Linked DNA regions of Homo sapiens: region 2 is linked to region 1. A link is an interaction called in ENCODE POLR2A ChIA-PET data of the cell type or tissue named here. Cell type or tissue: A673. All regions are shown on one strand. Each heading gives the region's core, and the rest is flanking DNA. Links, peaks and the distances in the headings are about the cores only.

Region 1 (8,182 bases), core at 1,683-6,682:
CATTGGCAAAAAGGCTCGTGAAGGGCTGTAGGTTCTGGCCTTCGCATTCCATTAGTGTTCAGTTTGTTCAGTTCATACTTTTAGTGGCACAAAAATAATTTAACATGAACAACTCAAGAGACGATTTGGGGCTTTTATGCTGTTAAAAGTCCCAAATGTTCATTTTATTTAGAATGATGGCATTGAAGTGCTGGCACGCTTTGTGGTCAGCCACTCCCTTTGCCCTTTCGGAACTCTGTATTGCTGAAATTTTGGAACATTGAGTCTGGACCACTGTTTTTAGCATGAGATACATTTTTTTTTTCTTCATAGGTAGAAGGAATTTTTAAGGGTTCCAGTCTCCAGTTGACTGCTAAAGATGAATTTCAGTGAGGTCTACTTGAGAACACATAAAAGCAAGCTTTTCAGCTGATATTTCAAACAGAAAATGGAGATGTAGGAGTAGAGTGTCATCAAACACAGAAGAATGAATTTCAGTAACTGCAAACTACATTTTAGTGATGATGATTTCAGACAGAATGCCATCCAGTAACACCTCCATTTTTCTCATTATGACTGCTTGGAAACAATACTGTCTTGAGGGTGACAGAAAAAAAGAAGGCGTGGTTACAAAAGGGTTACCTGAGGAATCCTGGTGGTGATGTCACTGTTTTGCATCTTGACTGTGGTGGTGGATACATGAACCTCCATACATGACAAAATTGTACAGAACTAAATACAACACACACATAGAAGTAAAACTGGAAAAACTTGAATAGGATTGGTAGATTGTGTCTGTGTCAGTATGCTGGTTGTGTTATCATACTATAGTTTTGCAACATGCAAAACAGGTGAAACTGGATAAAGGGTACACAAGACCTCTCTGTATTATTTCTTACAACTACATGTGAATCTACATTTCTGTCAAAATGAAAAGTTTAAGGAAAAAAATCAAGAAAGGTAACACATACTCATAATTCTATCTTAGTGTAATTTTTGTTATTACCAGAAAATAATCTCCTGAGACCCAAATAAATGTCCAGGCTTTCCAGAGGCCAAACCAGAGAAAGTTTTTCCAAAACTTTCAAGTGATCACATTGATATTGATGTGCTTATTGATAATTGAGTTGTACTACATGACTAATACAAGATATCTTGGAGTTAATTATGTATTAAAATAATTTTTAAGTGACTATAAGAAAACTAGGAATTTCATCTTAATATCTCCTGATACATTTAATGTATATAAAAATTTCCATGACATGCATGCTTGCCAGTGTTCTAAAAAGTATAAAATATGCAAATAAAAAAGGTTATTTTATAATTTAAATGCAGTTTTCACCATGGACAGATGTTTTTAAAACTTTCATTATAATTCTAAAACCAAATTAGTGATACATTTAAGCAGTAAATAAACATTTTAACTATATTTGTATATTTAACCAGTAAAGTAGGCATACTTATATAGTTGGCATAATTTTTACCTTGATGGTAGGAATAGGCCTTTTGGGGATAAAACAGTTTCTCTTAAGTGGTGAAAAAGCTACATTTTGTTCTTTCAGTCTAATCTTGTTTTCTGCTATGATTTTCTTGCGCTGTTCCAGATAAGGTCCAAAACTTGGCAGTTTCTAAAAGGAAAACACACAAATAAGGAAGCATGTTAGCTCAGAGAAGAGAAAAATGGGAAGATATAAACATATAAATATTATCAACAAACAAATGTGTGTCTAGGGATTGTTTCATGTATACTGTAACTAGGTCTTCACTCATTGTTTTGGACCACTAGTCTTCTCGGTATCAGGTTCCGTTAATTATTAAAAAGAACACAACAGTACAATACTTTTACCAAATATGTATGTATTACATATACAAATGTTAATTAAAATACATTTCTAAATGGAAGAAAGTTCACAATGGCAAACCAAACCCATTCACATAAAACAACAGCTATTAGTTAAACCATTTGTTTGGTTTGTATAGACAGAAGGTGAAACCTATTGATGCTTTTTTCCCCTTCATCAGGTTTTTAGCATGATATAGACACAGTTGTAGTCCCTGACAAATGCTTTTGTCAATAGCAAAGGTACTTCGCCAAAGTTCTCATCTGTATCTCTATTTTATTGTGTTCAAATTCTTACTACATCTCTTTAAAGATTGTAACTAATGTTGATTGCAACTTACTGGAATAGCTGAAAAACAAAAATGGTAAAAATATTGATTTCTCTGTACAGAAAACAAATTTTATTTTGCATGGAGGCAAAAATAGAAATGAAAAGGAGAGGAAATATTACAGTGCTTAAACAAACTCCATCAGTATTCAAAATCACATCACGGAGCTTTAAATTTCAAGGTTATCCAATTGTACTTTACAAAGTTCATTTAGAAAGATACCTGGGCGTCATGGAAAAATGCTAAGTGGTTTCAAGTTAACACGAAAATGCCCTCATACCATTCATTATCCCACAATTATTTTCTCTTCACTTTGTCCTTCCCCTCTTCTAGAAACTTTGATCTTCACTTTTACTGACACATACTGCTGGTGATAGACATCACTGAATTCCAAATGTTTTGTGTCGGCCTGTAACCTGGAATTGGTAGGTCTCTTTCATAAGACTGCAAAAATACCCTCTCTCTCCTGCAGAATAAAGTCCATTTATCTAGCTGATGGAGGTTTGGAAAACTACAGCACTCGAAGGTCATCCTGATCTCTGACCTAGCAAGTATTTTGGTGAAAAATCACACTTGTTTCAAAACACTGGCCTCCACATTTCAGCTTGCATAACGCCCCAGGAAAATGAGTTCTCTGGTCCTCTAGAGACCTCAGTAGAGTAGGTAAGCTAAACTTAAACCATGTTCCAATTAAGCCGAACTGCAAACTGCAACTGTAATTCATGTTAGCAAAGAACATACTTATGTAGAAATATCTAAGATTGTTACTTCCATTATCAATTCATTATAATTATGTCAACAAGTCAAGTAAATGGAAACAATGTTATGAATGCCAAACTAATTTATATACAATGAGACTAGAACTGAGTACTTCATCTCTACACCTTAATGCTTTCTTAATTTGTAATATTTAATTGTTGCAGTAATATGAAATGATAGGATGGAGGGAGATAGTATTTTGTATCCATTTTGCTATAAAACAAGTGATACTGACTTGCTAAAAGCATAAAATAAATAAGAGTATAAAACAAGTCCTTATCACATATATAAGCATCCTTAAAAGACAATGCTTTTATGAAATGGCTTTTTCTTGGGGCATATGAGGTATATGAGGTGTTAGGGATTACACTTGGTGCCAAAAAAATGCCTTTGGGGTCAGATAACACCACATAAGGTGGCGAGCACACGTCCACATGATATAAATCTTCAGAATGTCACCCCCTGCGTGCTTCTCTTATACCTCAGGGGCATCTCAATCCTAATCTAATATACTCAAAGACTATCAAGAACGGTTAAGTGTTGAAACATATGACCTCTGGTTCTAGCAGATGCCTCAGGTTAGCAGGCTCCATGAAAATCGGAACCATTATTTTCCCTGTTGGGGTTTACATGGTTCTCTGTTTGGACTTTACCTTACTCAACATCATCTAATTTCACCTAAGAGTTTTGTAAAGGCCATTCAAAAGAAATCATTCTTGCAACCTTTTAATCTATCTTCCTTTAAATGTACATCAGAGGATAGTATATTTTTTCATTTAGATTATTATTTATCCAAATGCAGACAATGAATGTAGTTAAATTTAAACCATAATGATTTCAAATTATTTCAACAATGGTAATAAGAACAATAAATTTTTGAAAATCTTTTGATGCTGAATATAATACAGCCTGTGTAAATATCCAACAGCCTGATATTTTCTGTCATTTTTTGCAATGATTGACCACATTTGCCATACATAAATTATGTTACACAGCCTTCCCCTGGCTAACATGCTAAGTTTCTAATGTGCTAATTGGTTTTATAATTAGTCCTAAAGAGAGAATCTCAATTTAACATAAAGATTCCTACAGGATTTTCTTTGTGCATTGGTTAGAAGAATTAATGGACTAAAAGGAAAACTTGCCAATTTTTTTTAATTGAAAGCAAAAAAAAAAATACCAAATATCAGTGACTGCTCCTTCCACCTTCCACCAAGCATCTCCACATCAAATTGGGTTCATTTTTGTTTAATTCCTCACTGCTACATGGAGCTCTCAGAGACTAAGGTATAGTACCAGCTTCCAAAACTTCAAGGCTGCTGTAGACATTTTGCTTTCCTTATTAGTTTGAAAATTTAAGTGCTTTAAAAAATATGTTGTATATATTAAAGTGGTCCTAAGGCTATTTAAGTACTGAACATTTTAAAAGTAAAGTTTTCCGAAAACAAAAAAACATCAATTCTCTCCCGCAACAAAGGATCAACCGATCACCTTTACACATACTACATTTAGGCATACATTTGTGTTTTGATCTTGCAAAAAAAAAAAAAAAAAAAAAAAGGAAGAAGGATAAAGCAAGCAAGCAAGCAAAACAAAGCTAAGAAAGAGTGAAGATGAATGCATAGTTGGCCACTGTGTGTGTGTGCAATCAGTGATGATTAATAAAGCATTTAGTTCAAATCTCTGCCTGAACATATAGTTAATTGATTTCCTATTGCAGGAGGAGAAGCAGCAGGACCTGACAGTGCCAGCAGCAGGAGCTTTTCCTCTTCATTCATTATTTTCTTACAGAAAAGTTGTAGCCTGCGGTAACTCAAAGTGAGAGGTTTTGAGCGTCATGCTATATTTCTTAAACAAAGGAAAAAGTTCTTTAGGACTATCAAAAGCTGCTTTGTAACTGATGAACTGAACAAAGCTCAGAAATGGTGTGAGTTTTGTTTCAATAGTTTCTCCAGGGATTCATCATTGATGAATTTGTTCTCACCAGAAAGGCTAAATCCTACTCATTTAAAGATAACAGTATCTTACACTAAAACTGTCTCTATCCAGATATAAAAAAAGCATTACATTGCCGATAGAAAAGTGACAACATAATGAATCAACAATGATACCTTAAGCCAGCAAAGCTTTAAGGTAAAGAAGTCTATTTGGATTATAATTTATTCATGGATCAATCTAAAGTTAATTGAGCATATTATGAAGTAGAAAAGCGTTCTTGTTTGTAATAGAAGCAAGCACTTGTATCTTCCAGTTTAAACTGCATAATTTTTATGAGAATGGCAGCAAGTTGCCTAATAGCACTAGTCTGTAGTACTGTAATGGATCAACTTTATTTTCTTAATCACACTCTCTTATCTAATTGGAAACCATAACAAGAAGACAAGTAATTACTTTGATATCTAAATTGTAATATGTGAAAGATGAAAATATTTCCGGCTTATATCAGAATATATCACTCAGTATCATATATATATATATATATATATATGTATATATGTATCTTATTCAGTATAAACCTGAAATCTATTATCTATCTATCTATCTATCTATCTATCTATCTATCTCCTTTATACCTATTTCGTGTGTGTGTGTGTGTGTGTCTATACAACTGACAGACTAAAGGATAAGTTACATGTAAAGGATATCTAAAAGTTGACTTTTTTTTCCCAAAAGACATGTTTGCATATGACATAGCTCTATTATTTATCAGTCTTTTGACATTTATTCAACAAATACAGTATTGAATATCCACTCTGGGCCAGGAACTGTCCTGTGCTACACTAAAGGCTAAACAATTTCCAGACAGTGTAGTACAAATTATCATTGTTATTAATTTTGTAAGTATCTTTTGCTATTCATTAAGGGCTAGTGTCAGATTGAATTATATGTCAAATATACCTGGTTGTTGCAGTTATCTCAAGGAATAATATGCCAGACTCCTTGGAAAACTGTTTGAACTCAATAAAATGACCAATAATTGCAGAGAAAAATGAAGAAAATAAATGTTCAAAGAGTTGATCTTTAAAAACCTCAAAAAGCTAATTGAAGTAGTTCTTGGATACCTAAAATAAAAAATATGGGAGCAGTGTGGTATAATGGTTGAGAGCATGGGTTCTCTGAGTCTGTTTCATTATCTATAAAATGGCCATTGTGAGGTTTAAATAAAGTAATCCAGGTAAAGTTCCTAACTCACCCTAATTTCAATCTCTGCTCAGCATGATTCAAGGTAGCACAGGAGATAGAGATGAGAAGTATCTTTTCTGTTCTGTAGTTTCTGAATTCAGTTACTTTTCTTCTTTCCTCTTTTCAATTATGAAAGTAATCAGTTACTTACATTTGATGCTGATTTTTATTTCAAAATCAGTTTTAGCATGGTTTAGAATCAGAAGCTCAGATTTTCCCATATGTAAGTGGCATGTAATGCTTAATCACCGATATAACAGTAAGCAATGTTTCATGATATTATCAAATTTGGACAGTGGAACACAATAAAAAGACAGAGACAGAAAGTCCATCTACATATTACACGTTACCATAGTGCTATGTGATGGCTAATGATGCAAATCAGTACACTGGCATTGGACATGTAAAATATATGAAATATGAGTATTAGTTTAACCTGATAAATGTAAGCTACAACTTTTGATCAAATATGTGATATCTAAATTGGTCAAAAGCAGAGATAGTTCATGTTTCATAGTGAAAGTAGAAAGTCAACATTCACATAGTGATGAGGGAAATAATTTAGAAGTCAAATTTGCATTAAAATCAGTTTTGCACTCATTAGCTGTGTGACTATGAGCCAATTACTTTACTATTCTGCTACTAATTTTCCTTATCAATGAAATGAGAATGACAGTATCAAACTCACGATGTTGGTATAAGCATTAAATGGAATAATATTTGCAAAATGCATGCCTGCCAATTTATTCCCATAAGCCTTAACTGCTTCTATTGCATTGTGTACTGTGCTCTGTGTTTCCATGTTTGCTCATGCATCCCCTCTGCCAGAATACCCCATCTTGTCTTTTTCACCTGGTACATGCCAATTAGGCTATTTAGTTTCAGCTCAGTCTTCATAACACCTAAGTAATCTCCTTTACCGATTACCCTCCCTGCCCAGTGGTTTAGAATATCCTGGGCATATTTTAATCTCTGTGCCTACTGCACTGCCTTATCATCATTAGCTTATGTGTCCATCTGCCCAGCTTGAGATCCTAGACAGGTAACTTTGATCCAGCACATAATAGGTGCTGAATATAATTTTTCAAAGCTTAATGAATGAATGAATAAATGAATGAATGAATATCTTGAATATATTTACAAAATCTTTCTGGTTGTTTGAATTGTCAAACAATCCCAAACAATTACTTTCAGAAACAAATTAAAGTATATAAATAGGTTTTCAAATATGACATGAAGTAAAAAATCGTACTTACAGAAAAGCTGTGATTCATACATTCAGAAAACATTTATAAGGAGCCAGACACTTGAAATTTATATAGAAAGGATAGTGTGTGACCTTAAAGAGACTATATTAATAACAATTGCAATACCCTGTGGGCTGTGGCAGAAGTGACACAAACTGTTATATGAGCAGTGACAATGTGTATCTAACGCAGGCTGAGGGGTCAGAGATTTTCTAGAAGAGGTGTCATCCGAGCTAAACTCTGAAGGATAAGGTGAAGGTAGGATGGCAAGTGGTGCAGTGGAGGCGTGAGGTCAGGAAAGGTGAAGAGAATCCTCCAGGTGGAATAAACAGCAGAGGGAGAAGGGTGACAATTTGGAAAAGGCACCGGGGAGCCAATGGACTGCTAACCCTCTGTTCCATCGTTCATAAGCTACAAGAGGGTGAGGCACTTCACCTGTGAAAAGCAGGCAGAACACATTTTGTTGTGAAGTGATGAAGTCGGATCATGAATTAGGAATAATGTCAATCAAGAGAAGAAAGTCTAACATTCATGGAATGCCAGCAAAGGATGATGGAAATAAGACTTGCTTTCTGCTAAGTGCTGTGCAGGTGCTGGGGCCCAGGCCACAAAGAGGACCAGGAGGCTGTTCCTTCCAAAAGCAGTTTATAGCCTTATGAAGAGGATTGAGTCATATTCAAAGGAACTCAGATAAGAACATTATTATTTTCATATTGAAACAATTTAAATAACTCATATCAGGTCTCTCTTTAAAAACTGTCATTTTTTAAAGTAAGTATTTTTGAAGAAATACCTCTAGGTTGGGATTTAGGAAATGTGGTATTGATGGCATGTTTTAGGAGAAA
Region 2 (8,182 bases), core at 2,037-7,036, 120 kb before region 1:
TGTTACCTTACAATAATGGTTAAGATTAAGATATGGTCAACAAGAACAGGAAAAGATGTTCAGCATCACGAGTCATCAGAGAAATGCAAATCAAAACCACAAGATGCCACTTCAAACTCATTAGGATGGCTAGAAACAAAAAGTTAGATAACAATAAGCATTGGCAAAGACAGGGAGAAATCAGAACCTTTATTCTTGCTGGTAGGAATGTGAATGGTGCAACTCTTTTGGAAAATAGCAAGGCAATTCCTCATGTGATTAAACAATTACCATATGATCAGCAATTCCGCTCCAAAGTATACACTTTGGGGGGCCGAGATGGGCAGATCATTTGAGATCAGGAGTTTGAGACCCACCTGGCCAACATGGTGAAACCCTGTCTCTACTAAAAACACAGAAAAATTAGCCAGGCATGGTGGTGTGCACCTGTAATTCCAGCTACTCAGGAAGGTGAGGTAGGAGGATCGCTTAAACCCAGGAGGCAAAGGTTGCAGTGAGCTGAGATAGACCACTGCACTCCAGCCTGGGTAACAGAGCAAGACTCCATCTCAAAAAAAACAAAAAAAAAAAAAAAAGAAAGAAAGAAAAGAAAATATATGTTTCTGCAAAAACTTGTACATGAATGCCTATAGCAGCATTTTTCATAATAGACAAAAGAGGAAAACAATCCAAATGTCCATGAACTGACAACCAGTTAAACAACATACAATGTACTATTATTTGGCCATTAAAAGGAATGAAGTATTGGTACCTGCTGCAAAATGGGTAAACCTTGAAAACATTATGCTAAGTGAGAGAAACTACATGTTGTATGATTCTATTCACATGAAAATACAGAATAGGGACATTTATAAGACAAAAAGTAGATAGGTGCTTGCTTAGGGTTTGGGGGAGGGGATAGCAGGGTGATTGTGAAAAGAATACTGAGTTTCTTTTTAAGGTGACAAAAATGTTCTAAAATTGTCTGTGTTGATTGTTGCACATATCTGCAAATATGCAAAAAGCCATTAATTATACACTTTAAATGGATGAATTTATGGTTATTTGAATTATATATCAATAAAGCTCTTTTTAAAAAGTAATATTTGAATCCGTGGTTTGAAAATAGTCTCTAATAAAATACTTGACTCCCCAAACCAGGTTGTAGGACACCCCAAATTATAGCCTTAGTTCAAATAAGGAGAGTCCATTTCAGATTCCATTTGAGCCTTTAAAATCTGTATTTTAGTAAGTGAGGAACTCAGACCTTCAGTCTCTGATGATTTGGGGAAACTAGGTTTGCGGAAAAATAATTCCTATCCTTTTAATGCTTTCTGTGTCATTTGTCCTAGGTTCTCCCTCCTAAAGATGCAATTATAAGATGCAGAAGAGTGAAATATCTAGAAGATACCCCAAAATCAGTTGCTACTATACACCCTCCAGTAAGCTTCTATCAAAAAGGAAAATTTTTTAAAGAAAAATGTTATAAAAGAGGTATATTATTTTTAATACTATATTCTTGCAATTTAAAATAAGGAAAAAATATAAAGAGCTTCAAAATGTTACTGTCTCTTGTTACATGACATGGCCAAAGTTTTACTTATTGGCATTTATTAAGTACTCTTGTGCCCTAGATGCTTTTACATACCTTTAGTCATAATCCTGTTTAGGGTTACAGAAGCGGAGTTTATAGAGACTGCAATTTGCCTCAAATTACACTGTTTTTGGTAAGTGGTAGAACCAGGACTTGAATCTGTATCTTTCAGTCATCAGAGTCTTTTGGTCCAAACTGCCCTTGAAGAAAATGGACCAACACCATGGCTTGAGTTCTCCTATTGCTAAGGACAATAAAATAATACAAGATATAAATAGGAAAGCTGGCTACTCAAAAGATCCATCCACAAAGTTTTCTAACGTAAAACCACCTCCTGAAGTGAGTTATCCTTACTAATTTCTAAAAGGGTAGCATCATTGCCAAAAGTCTTCCCAATCCAAACTTTCTTACTTTTATGCTAGCTGAATTCAGATGGCAGCACCTTCCCTCTCTTGTCATTTTCTCTTGCTTTCACCCTACACAAATTGCTAGTGGTTGAATTGCCAACACACTAGAGCTCCCCTAGTGCTTCTCACACATCTCCAGAAATGATGTCAGACCAGCTCGGCTCATGTTCATATTCTCCTTGGCTGATGAAATATTTAAGCCATGCTGATAGCCTCAGATGGCATTTTAGATGCAGAATACACCAGCCTGTTGTTCCTCTTTGCAGAGGAACAGTAGGCTACGGCGCCCTGCCTCCATTTCTCTCCCATGTTTATGCTAAGAATGATACTTCTTCCTAATGGTGTTTTAATCAAAAACAGCTCATCACCAATACTTTTTTTTTTCTTTTTTTACAAAAAGAAGCCATTTCTAGTAGGCTTGGCTGACAGAGTGTATACAATTAGTAAGACCTTTTAGAGAAAGAATTTACAGAAAATGCTCCATTCGTTGACTTTCAATTAAAATGATAACAGCAACAGATCGAGTGAAAGGAAACCTGTTGCCATTCTGTCAGCCCTGTGGCAGGTGTGTGGTGGGAGAGTGAGGCTGTCTTTGCAAGCACAAGTGAGCAGGTCATTCTGACTGCAGCGTTTACACCCAAGCTAATTGATAAAGACATTCTCATTTTGACCCGATCCCATGGAAAACAGGCAAACAAACCAAAAACACTTGTCAAACAGCTATGTTAACACAGGTAAGGTTAATAGGTGTGAGAGACTAGACTTTCCTTAATATTAATCAAAAATAATTTAGGCTTTAACACAATGCCCTTGCTCTTTAATTTTGATGGTAAAAATCAGAACACTTCCCTTCAATGCCATTAATGGGGTCAGCCTCCAAGTCTGAGCGAGTAGCCATGCCGTCAGTCCCATGGAATCCTAAAAACCATCATCATTTGTTTCTAAACAGATCATGAGCTATTTACCATCCCAGTGTTTTGTGCACAGCTGGGTGTCTGGCAAGTGTCCAATATCCATTAACATTTAAAAATTAGGCCCATAATGCATCTTTTCTGGGGCTTGAGAAGTATACACAGTGACACATGGTGGGAACCAATTACACTTGCACTACCATTAGTCTGGCTGCATTCAACTTCCCAGTAAATGCAGGCTAATTTAGTTTCCAGAATGGTGTGTCTAAATTCATACAATAATCTTAGAGAAGGCTGCATATCTAAAGATTTATAGTGGAACAAACTGCTCAGCAAGAATATTACTTCCCACAGTGAAACATGAGAGCACATCACAGGACGATTCACTGAATTTCTGCAAGTTTCCTTTCAATATGTCCTTTCTAAAACTTCCAGTCAGGGGATGAGTTGGAGGACACAAACAGACTAACAGATTTCAGTAACCATTTCTGTTGCCTTGGTCTGCAGAGCTACCATCACTTTGTATGCTAACAGATACCTTTAAATGTGTCTTTCTCACCTTTGGAGTTATAGCTGGGTTACCTTAATCCATTTTTCCAGTGGATGGACAAATTCTGCCTTTGGAATAGAGTACTTTGAACTCTTTTTGGGCATTGTATTACCTTATTGCCCAAGATGAGCAAAGCAAACTCTACAATTGGTGGTTTGGTAAAAGGTTGAATACAGAGAAGTTCAGAAATAAATGCTGTCTGGAAAGTGCTGTTCTCCAAACTTCCACTGTCTGGAACAATTTCTCTAATAATATCCAAGGCAAAATAGGGAGTCAGGTCTATCTGGAAAGCAACCCAAAGAGAACCTCCTTCCTTGCTAGGTGTCCATTCCACTCTCAAAATCAGGATGGAAACTGATTAGCTTCTCTGGCTAATCATTCTGGGGCACATACTGTACCAAGCTTCTTAGCTCACTCAGTCTATGTCATGCTGCTTAATAAAGCTAAATTGCTCACACAAACAGAATACTGTGCCATGGGCTTTTAGGATTCAGAGGTGGTTTAAAAATATAATTTTTCACTAACATTCAGCAGAACAATTTAGCAATAGCTTACAGAAAATTGCAGGAAAGCAGTAATTTTCCAAATGTGCACAAACTGATTCAGCAATTTACAAATTAGAGACTTTGGGGGTGGTTAGGATGTGCAGTGAGCTAGCAAAGTTGTCCTCTCTGAGGGCAGACTTCCCGTGCCTCAGGCTATGCTGGGGAACACCATTTCCTTTTTCTCTAGCACCTTGAAATATTTAATGGCAAAACTTTGTTTGGAGGTTATAACTGTTAAGTTAAAAATTACGTTGACTGAATTGATTTAAATTGGAATTGACTCCAGGAAATGCCAAGGCCTCTGTAATTGAAGAGTGATTTTTAATGAGTTTGGAGCAAATACTAGTTCTCTTTCAGTGTTCTCTTATTTTGAGAAGACCGTATACTACAATGTTTTTCATTGAGAAGCTTATAAACAGCATCGAAGGTACAACTGCCTCATCAGGGCTGTTGATTTGTGCACTTACTGAATTAGGAGTTTGTGGATAGCATTCTTTTCTTATTGTTTAGGAAGTATGAATCACTGCCACAGCTGAAAATGTATAGGATAGGCAGTTAGGCACAGTATATTAAAATAATATGAATGTGCCAATTGAGGAAAACAATGAAACCTATTATTTAATAAAACTGTCTATATCGTATGTTTCCAGATCATTTTGTAGGGCGATTTTAGTGTAAGGATTAACCCAATTGGTGCAGATTAGATGAGGAGAGGCCTGATTTGAGTGAGAATATTTTCTTTCAATAACTTTAAAAGGTATAGATTTTATCTATAATAGTCATTTGGATATGTGTCTTGCTTAAAATAGCTAGTTCAATACAGACTGGGGAAACAGGTGCACTTATCTTTTGTATAAAATGCATGCAGGGTTATGATCTCATCACACATACAAAGAACCCTTTACAACTGGAATCATGAACAAGAAATGTATTTCCTTCAACTTAATTATTTAGTTTCCTACTAAGAAGTTGCTCTGCAGAGGTCAATTATCCTTCAGGGATATCCTGGAAGAAATGAACAATTAGCTTGATTTTCTGTTGAATTTGGAGCTTGAAACTCAGTATGTGATCTATTAAAAAAAGGAGATAATTCCTCTTAAACCATGTCCTAATCTACATTGGAGTCTTACACTGCAGGTAAGAAATCAGCAAAGTAATCCAATCCACCACCATGGGGCCAAGACTGAGTATCTTGATATACAACAATCATGGCTTCAAAACGTTAATGGAAAAATCTCTCATGGGGAGCTATGAAGAATAACAGAATTCACTCCTCTTATGAAGTGCAAAGCCTTATGAAAGGGAAATGCCATTTGATTTTTTTTAACTAAACAGAATTGCTCAAATCTGATTAAAGAGAGTAGCAGCAAACATTGTAATTTGGGGTAATCAGGAGAGTGTACAGTTTTATGGAGAGATGAAAGGCATGAGTATGGCTTTCATAAGCTTCAGACTATCCAGGAGGCTGACCGTTACCTGGCTCTGCTCTAAAAAAAGCTTTCTTGCCCTAAGAAACAGAATTTAAAGTGGGGACTAAATTGAGTTAAAAAGCATCCTGCACAGAGCTTTTCAGAAAAGCGCTGAACTCGCCTATGTAATGAATCTAGAGAAAAAATTATTTTCTCTCTGGAAATGTCTTTCTCTTTTTGAGTTATTTAAACATGGGAGTTGTAATACAACATTCTTTTTTATTTCAGTTTTTAAATTTGAGGATGCTGGTTTCAGCTGGCTCTATTTCCTTGGAAGTCAGGGCTATGCTTTAAGCTTAATAATATTGGATGACCCTCAAGACCTTTAAATCACCTTCATGTCACTGATTTAGCATTTCCCCTGAGGATGCATTCATTTGTTCTGTCTCAGTCCTGAAAGTCTGGCTTTAACACACACATAAACGCACATGCACACACACACACGGAAAAGAGATGAAAATATGCAGAGGGTTAAAAGAAGAACTCAAAAGTATATTACGGAGTAGGAACTTGCTAGAGTTGTGTCATTTAAAAGATAATCCCAAGCAAATAGTTTTATAGCCAGTTGCTGGCTTTCTTTACAGCAGAAAGATCTGTTTTATCAAAAACCACTGAGTGGGTGGCAGAAATAAGTCTCTGCCTGGAGATGAAGTAGAGCTCTCTTAAATGGCTGCTACTTATGATACCAATGATAACTTGTAATAATGCATAACAAAGAGCACCCTGAATTCATTTAACCAATTTCAATAAGATTGAAACACTTTTCACACATTTTCATTTACTTTTTTTTTTTTTTTTTGAGACAGAGTTTCACTCTTGTCACCCAGGCTGGAGTGCAATGGCGCGGCCTCGGCTCACTGCAACCTCTGCCTCCCGGGTTCAAGTGATTCTCCTACCTCAGCCTCCTGAGTTGCTGGGATTACAGGCATGTGCCACCACACCCAGCTAATTTTGTATTTTTAGTAGAGACGGGGTTTCACCACATTGGCAAGACTGGTCTTGAACTCCTGACCTCAGGTGATCCACCCGCCTCAGCCTCCCAAATTGCTAGGATTACAGGCCTGAGCCTCCATGCCCGGCCTCATTTACTTTTACAGCATGCTGGAAAAGCAGAGTGGGCAGATCTTACTTCTCCCTCTGCAGTGAAGAGATGTGAAGACCAGAGCTGAGAATATGTGAAGTGAGACAAGATTAGGTGCTTCTGGTTGAACCCCTTTGAGTTATTTTTTTCTAATATATATCCCTTTCAACATTTTTCTGTGTTCAATTTCACACTGTTTCCCATCTGGCCTAAGTGGATGGGAGGGGAGTCCCAGGAATTCAACTCAATCTGAAAGACATGCTCTTTGATTTTAATCTTCCCTTTTCCTTAAACTCAACTTCTGCAGACTACCTTGACATGACCTAGTAATCCCAAGCCATCAGACTGGTGTCCAATGTGACCACAAGAGATTTTATGAGGAAATGTATGGTCTGACCACTCAGAATGGACGTGTTTTTCCAAAACTAAGCACCAACCTACTTGGCAGCTTAATGTGTCCTAAAGGATTGGGTAAAGGGAACTATCACAGCTTTTGGTGTCAGACATACCTGGGTTTAAGCAATGGCTGATGCTTGGTCTGAGTCCTCACTTCACCATCTGCAAAATGGAGATAAGATCAGTAATCACCTCAGAGAGTTATTTATTTTAGTAAAGAGGAATGAGATAATGCAAGTAAAACGTGTCTGTAATTATAGTAGGCTCTCATCACAGACCCAGCCTGAACCAAGCAACTTACATCTTCATGATCCATATTAGCCTTGGACTCAGTGTTTTCTCCAGCCTTGTCTTTCCTGTGTACACTTTCTTAGTCAAAGTTCCCAAGTCCTAACTTTTTGTTATTCCATGTTGAATCTCACAAAGGAATTTCCCAAGTATACTCTTTATTTTGAAAATATATTACCTAACTCGTAAAGTCAGAAATTTTTCTTCGGCTATATAGCTTCCGAGGTTTTTCTGCCCAATTGCCCTCCAGAATGTGTAGGTTGAATTAGATCAAGCTTACTGAGGAAGCCAATTACTAATTTCCTTCCTATGGAGAAGTGAATTTGCCACGAGAAGGTCTCACATCTCATAAAACTGCCTGTGACGGTGTAAAACGCATCATGGGAGTTTCCAAATGCATTTCTCTGCTTTGCTACGAGTATTGAAGCATCAGAGAATATTAACAGTGACTTGGAGCCCCAAAGTCACTGCTCAGCCCATTTTCCAGATGAAGACACTGAAACATAAAAAGGTCGAGTAGTTCTTCAGTTACCAAAATGGAGAAGAGCCTTGAACTACTGACCTCTAGTGTTGTACCTTTTGTATCTCAGAATAAAGCACACTCTTTAATAAATTATTTGTGAATACAAGTTTGAAGGCAATGTCTATTCATAAAACAACTGACCTAGTTAATCTAGGCAATCAAGTTAATTAAACAATTAATTCCTTGGCAGGTGAAAGGAGGGCAAGTTGCTAACAAGCAAAGGACTGCTAAATTGGCTGTTTGGCCAATTGTTTGATGAAATCATCCTCAAGTCAGTCCAACAGTCATTTCAACAGCCTTCTAGATACAAGACAGATCAGGAGGTGATCTGTCTCCACTGCTGTGCTGAATGAATGGGCAGTGGTGGTGATAGTGGTGGGCCATCCAATTTAATAGAATGAGATGATTTTCATTCTTTGGGATTTACAGGATGCATAAT

Evidence for each region. ChIA-PET counts read pairs that join two places held together with the same protein. Peaks named below come from ENCODE experiments on the same cell type or tissue, not always from the same donor. Only the 100,000 strongest peaks of a DNase experiment are listed, where the experiment ranks them.
Region 2: POLR2A ChIA-PET joins it to region 1 with 17 read pairs; 2 of 35 experiments call an interaction of 5 or more read pairs at or near these places.

What each region holds. Positions count from the first base shown.
Region 1 is chr1:97,097,026-97,105,207 of GRCh38, forward strand. DPYD (dihydropyrimidine dehydrogenase) reads right to left here. Exons shown (of 23, transcript NM_000110.4): 21 at 1,464-1,607. The region is part of intron 1 of DPYD-AS1 (DPYD antisense RNA 1); the gene reads left to right. Among named protein-coding and RNA genes, the nearest start is that of DPYD-AS1, 5.2 kb to the left of the region's middle. In A673, for the core only: no CTCF peak of the experiment used is centred there; a DNase peak (open chromatin) is centred at 4,686; H3K4me3 peaks cover 432 bases; H3K27ac peaks cover 535 bases.
Region 2 is chr1:96,976,523-96,984,704 of GRCh38, forward strand. No RefSeq gene overlaps it. Among named protein-coding and RNA genes, the nearest start is that of DPYD-AS1, 120 kb to the right of the region's middle. In A673, for the core only: no CTCF peak of the experiment used is centred there; DNase peaks (open chromatin) are centred at 2,129, 2,989, 4,159, 5,019 and 1 weaker place; H3K4me3 peaks cover 620 bases; H3K27ac peaks cover 4,957 bases.